Regions from separate parts of the Homo sapiens genome. Here region 2 is linked to region 1. The links are chromatin contacts, found by POLR2A ChIA-PET in ENCODE. All regions are on one chromosome and are shown on one strand. Each heading gives the region's core, a stretch centred on a gene start or an enhancer-like site at or near the end of the contact. The rest is flanking DNA. Distances are from core to core; before and after follow the strand shown. Region 1 overlaps MFSD2A (MFSD2 lysolipid transporter A, lysophospholipid). Region 2 overlaps CFAP57 (cilia and flagella associated protein 57).

The links. ChIA-PET counts read pairs that join two places held with the same protein, here RNA polymerase II (POLR2A).
Region 2: POLR2A ChIA-PET joins it to region 1 with 10 read pairs in PC-9. The contact joins two enhancer-like sites. POLR2A ChIA-PET finds 5 or more read pairs at or near these places in 2 of 52 experiments (HEK293 and PC-9).

The regions. Positions count from the first base shown.
Region 1 is chr1:39,968,229-39,970,980 of GRCh38, forward strand. It overlaps MFSD2A (MFSD2 lysolipid transporter A, lysophospholipid), which reads left to right. Exons shown (of 14, transcript NM_032793.5): 12 at 106-249; 13 at 341-517; 14 at 1,277-1,728. The coding sequence ends at 1,340. Among named protein-coding and RNA genes, the nearest start is that of MFSD2A, 14 kb to the left of the region's middle. Within about 2 kb of position 1,368, at least 2 of the 41 ENCODE cell types and tissues checked have a DNase peak (open chromatin) inside an H3K27ac peak, as active enhancers do.
Region 2 is chr1:43,205,495-43,208,504 of GRCh38, forward strand. CFAP57 (cilia and flagella associated protein 57) reads left to right here. Exons shown (of 23, transcript NM_001378189.1): 10 at 1,226-1,438. LOC105378685 (a long non-coding RNA gene) reads right to left here. Exons shown (of 5, transcript XR_007066041.1): 4 at 852-898. Among named protein-coding and RNA genes, the nearest start is that of CFAP57, 35 kb to the left of the region's middle. RefSeq lists an enhancer at 699-1,898. Within about 2 kb of position 1,402, at least 14 of the 41 ENCODE cell types and tissues checked have a DNase peak (open chromatin) inside an H3K27ac peak, as active enhancers do.

The sequences.
Region 1 (2,752 bases), core at 118-2,617:
GCTGTGTACCCATGGTACTGCAAGCTTCCAGAGGGCCACCTCTTCTCATTAACACAGAGGCCCGTTAGGTGGGTCAGTCCTCATGGCTGTCACTACTCTGCGCAGGTCCATGCTGCCTGATGTCATTGACGACTTCCATCTGAAGCAGCCCCACTTCCATGGAACCGAGCCCATCTTCTTCTCCTTCTATGTCTTCTTCACCAAGTTTGCCTCTGGAGTGTCACTGGGCATTTCTACCCTCAGTCTGGAGTGAGTGGGGTGGGGACCTGGGGCAGGACTGGGCAGGGCCAGGCCCCAGGTGCCCCATCTTCACCGTTCTCCTACCCCCTGGGTCCCATAGCTTTGCAGGGTACCAGACCCGTGGCTGCTCGCAGCCGGAACGTGTCAAGTTTACACTGAACATGCTCGTGACCATGGCTCCCATAGTTCTCATCCTGCTGGGCCTGCTGCTCTTCAAAATGTACCCCATTGATGAGGAGAGGCGGCGGCAGAATAAGAAGGCCCTGCAGGCACTGAGGTGAGTGGGGAGGGGACAGGATGCTGGAGGAGGGGACGTCACTGTGTCTAAACCCTCAATTTGTGTCTCCTGTGGCCAAGTCCAGACTCACCCCCCACACATCTTCTCTGGACAGCTGTAACACTTAAGTACGCACCAGGCACTGTGTTAAGTGGTCTTACCTTTATTCAACAAATACATACTGGCTGCCTACTATGTGCTAGGCATTGACTGCTCTAGTGAACAAGACAAAAATCTCTGTCCTTAAGGAGCCTGTTATAGGACGTGTGTATCCATCACCTCCCATACCCCTCCAACAACCCTAAGTATCAGGTTCTTAGGGTTCCCCCTCTGCAGGTGAAGAAGTTGAGGTTTCAGCAGGAAGAGTACCTGGCCCAGCTGAAAGGGGCGGAGCTGGGGTTTGAGCCTCAGCATTCCGGCTCCAGAGACTGCACTCTTCATCAGCCTCCTGGCATATAGGACCTCGAGTGTGGCCTGACCCTGCATCTGGGGAAACCAGTGGGCAGGCTGGAGTGAGTCATGCCAGCCCGTCAGCCAGCCCAGGCGAGAGTGTAGATCTAGGGTTTGCAGTACCCTGTGTGCAGCAAGGACAGTAAACAGACCAACCAACAGTTGAAAGTGGGAGTGAGCAAACTCTGTGTCCCGCGGTTCACTTTAGTCCGACAGCAGGGCCAAGATCACGTGAGGAAGGAGGCAGGTGGGGCTGAGGAGGGGTAAGGATGGATGCTTCCTCCAACCCATCTCCTCTCTCTCTTGCAGGGACGAGGCCAGCAGCTCTGGCTGCTCAGAAACAGACTCCACAGAGCTGGCTAGCATCCTCTAGGGCCCGCCACGTTGCCCGAAGCCACCATGCAGAAGGCCACAGAAGGGATCAGGACCTGTCTGCCGGCTTGCTGAGCAGCTGGACTGCAGGTGCTAGGAAGGGAACTGAAGACTCAAGGAGGTGGCCCAGGACACTTGCTGTGCTCACTGTGGGGCCGGCTGCTCTGTGGCCTCCTGCCTCCCCTCTGCCTGCCTGTGGGGCCAAGCCCTGGGGCTGCCACTGTGAATATGCCAAGGACTGATCGGGCCTAGCCCGGAACACTAATGTAGAAACCTTTTTTTTTACAGAGCCTAATTAATAACTTAATGACTGTGTACATAGCAATGTGTGTGTATGTATATGTCTGTGAGCTATTAATGTTATTAATTTTCATAAAAGCTGGAAAGCAGCTGCCTGTTTCTGTCTGTGTCCTCAGCCACTCACTGAGCCCTTCTGCCTTAAGACTCCGTTAGAGAACACACTGAGCCCCAGGTGCTACTGGGTGGGGGCGAACATGTCTGGAGTTGTGGCTGGAGTGCAGTGGCGCAATCTCGGCTCAGGCAATCCTTCCTTCTGCTTCACCCTCTCGAGTAGCTGGGACTACAGGCATGCACCACCACGCCTGGCTGATTTTTAAATTTTTTTGTAGAGATGGAGGTTTCACTATGTTGCCCAGGCCAATCCTTCTCACTGGACTCAAGCAATCCTCCTGCATTAGCCTCCCAAAGTAGTGGGATTACAGGTGTGAACCACTACACCTGGCCTCTTGCTAAGTCAAGACTGTTCTTATTTGAAAGATAAGAACACCCTAGTGTAGAGAGGGATTTAGCTAAAGTCACGCAGCCTTTAGTGACCTAACTGGAATTTTATCCCAACTCTGTAAGACTCCAATACCGTAATCGCCACTGTCTACTTCCTTGTGTCTGAGAATGACCAGGGGACCGGCAGACAGATGCTTGCTCTGGGTGTGCCTGTACACTGTGCTTCCTGCCTGGTGCATGCCTGAGCCTGCAGGGCTGGTGGGGCTGGAGGCCTGTGGGGTCCCTGGAGACTGGTGGTTCTTTCTCCACAACTGTTACTGATGGTATTGAAAGGTGAGAATGTACCTGCTGGATGTGTGTATCAGATGAGGGAGGATTTTACCACAGACGCACTGGTGACAAAAAAAAACCAAACACCTCCGGTAGGGAACAGGGTGGTGGGGAAGGCCTAGTTGGGAGCACTTGGCTAACTTCCATGGTATGAATAACTCCCACCATAGCCAATTTCAAGTTATCCATGGTTGTTCATTTGAACATTTCCTAAACATTTAGTAGTTGGCTTTTACAAGCTGGTAGGAGCTTGCCTAACACACCACTGGGTCTCACACTTAGGCCAAGCCCCCAAAATCACAAGAAGGCAAAGCTGGCAGGATCAGGAGCTACTAGTCAAAT
Region 2 (3,010 bases), core at 152-2,651, 3.2 Mb after region 1:
ATGTGTGTGTGCACGTATGTAAGCCCCTGGTCTTTTTGGCTTGCCCTTCATGGCTTGGAACTTTCACTCTATAAGCAAACTGGGTCAGGAATCATTAGGGCACAGTTATTCTCAGTATGCTGAGCTTAGAGTGGAGTTTCTTCCAACAAGTGACAATGGGCCGAGGGGAAGAGAGTCTGAGCCCTCTTGGCCACACCTGCTTGGAATAGAGCTTCTGCAACATGGGGCTGGGGTAAGAATAAGAAATCCCAGCAGTTTCCCTTTCCAGACCGAAACCATAGCCCAAGATCAGGAGCTATGGGGAGAGGGAGTCGCTTATCTTGGCCACATCTGCCCAGAGTGCACAGCAGTGAAGTTTCTGGAGCTGAGGCCGTAACAGAGCGAGTCATGGCTTAAATGCAGCAGACTCTGTTCTTACTGGGATTGAGTAGATTTTCTTGAATAAATGTTTTTCCATTTGCTGTATTCCCTGAGGACAATTTCCAGAGACATTTTATTTATTTTATTTTAGACAGGGTCTCACTCTGTCACTGAGGCCAGAGGGCAGAGGTACACTCATAGCTCACTGCAGCCTCAGCCTCCCCAGTTCAAACCATCTTCCTGCCTCAGGCACATGCCACCATGCCCAGCTTATTATTTTTATTTTTATAAAGACAGGGTTTCACTATGTTACCCAGGCTATTCTCAAACTGCTGGGCTCAAGTGATCCTTCCACCTCAGCCTCCCAAAGTGTTGGGACTACAGATGTGATCCACTGCACCCAGCCTTCTAAAGACTTTAAATGATTATTTTTTATCATATTTACCAGTTAACCTACATTGTCAGAGAGAAGGTCAAGTTGAGGTTCTTACCGTGCCATTCCAGAAGTCCACTCTCTCTGTGCTATTTTTGCAAGTTTCTGTGAATACATAATTATTTCAAAAATGTTTTGAAAAAACAGCAATAATTGGTTGGTTCTAGCCTTAAGAAACCTGTAGGATTCAGTCTTTACGTTCATAAAGTGAAAAAGAAATGAGAGTGTTTCATCTTCAGTAATTTGCAAGCGTCATAGAAAACAGAATGTGAACGTTCACAAGAAGCTATGTTTTGTGCTAACAGAAGGGCCTACAGCAGGAAAGGACGTTCTGCTCAGTCTAGTGGAGCACCTAAGGAGTTTGCACCCTTTTCTGTGTTAGGGTGTAAGTGTGTGTACACTCTTCACTGGATATGTCTTCCTCTCCTGCAGATTCGCTCAATTGTGTGGAATGCAGATGATAGCAAACTGATTTCTGGTGGCACAGATGGTGCTGTGTATGAATGGAATCTGTCCACAGGAAAGAGAGAGACAGAATGCGTGCTCAAGTCTTGCAGCTACAACTGTGTTACTGTCTCCCCCGATGCCAAAATTATCTTTGCTGTTGGATCAGACCACACCCTCAAGGAGATTGCAGATTCCTTGGTGAGTCTGCCCCTGCCCCGCCTCTGGGCTGGTGCACGGATCTGCAGGGACAGCTTCCCGTGCTTACAGCACAAAGTATGCACGGAATGAGGGCCTCTGCATACAGGGCCCCTTCTTCCCAAGATAACATCAGGCTCCTCATTCCTTTTAGATTAGCTCAGTTATCGTCACTTCCTGAATTTCCTGCCTAGTTTCCTTCCTGACTGGGTGAAATTGTAAATTGCGGGGCTCTTTTTCATTTCCCTTTTACTTGCTGTCTGTAACTTCTCTCCCACCTTCCAGGCATGGAGGTCATGTCATCTCTAAACTGTACTCTTACCCTTGGTCTGCACTTACATTCCTGGGGTAAAAACCTAACTACGGTATGCACTGAGTAACACCAATGATGGACCACATGGACTGTAAGATTGTAATGCCATAAGATTATAATGCCAAATGTTCACTGTACCTTTTCTGTTTAGATACACAGATATTTTCCATTGCGTCACAGTTGCCTACAGTATTCAGCATAGTCACATGCTGTTCAGGTTTGTAGCCTCGGAGCAGTAGGCTCTACCACATAGCCTAGGTGTATAGTAGGCTGTCGCAGCTAGGTTTGTGTAAATACACTCCGTGATGTTTGCGTGACAAAATAGCCTAACCATGTATCCCATATCAAGCGATGCATGACTGTGCAGTGAGCTGCTCTCACCTAGGCTTGCCACTGTATTCTTTTGAAATCCCCAAACTCTGAAACCGTACAGTTACATTGGGCTCCAAATAGTGAAGGGAAAAGAGAGGAGCTCAGCAAGGATGCATCATACAAACATGGGCTGTGCGCTCCTCCAGCTGGTTCCTCCCACTTTTCCTGTGACTGGTGCCTGGGAAAGTGCGTAGATACCACGGCAGCAAGCTAGCCCAAGGCAGATCTCCCGTGGCTGGAACACAGCTGACAGTATGGTGACTCTCCTGTGTACCCCCGAGTAGCCTGGTCCTAATTCAATGGCAGCTATCAGTGCTGTGCCAGAATAAAGCCCCTTTAGGGCAGGGCCATCTTTTGCTCCTCTTGGCAGCCCTACTAGCTGGCACATTGTGTGGTGCACAGCATTCAATAAATGTGTGTGTAGGCATGAAAAAATGCTCATCATCACTGGCCATCAGAGAAATGCAAATCAAAACCACAGTGAGGTACCATCTCACACCAGTTAGAATGGCAATCATTAAAAAGTCAGGAAACAACAGGTGCTGGAGAGGATGTGGAGAAATAGGAATAATTTTACACTGTTGGTGGGACTGTAAACTAGTTCAACCATTGTGGAAGACAGTGTGGTGATTCCTCAAGGATCTAGAACTAGAAATACCATTTGACCCAGCCATCCCATTACTGAGTATATACCCAAAGGATTATAAATTATGCTGCTATAAAGACACATGCACACGTATGTTTATTGTGGCACTATTCACAATAGCAAAGACTTGGAACCAACCCAAATCAATGATAGACTGGATTAAGAAAATGTGGCGCATATACACCATGGAATACTATGCAGCCATAAAAAAGGATGAGTTCATGTCCTTTGTAGGGACGTGGAT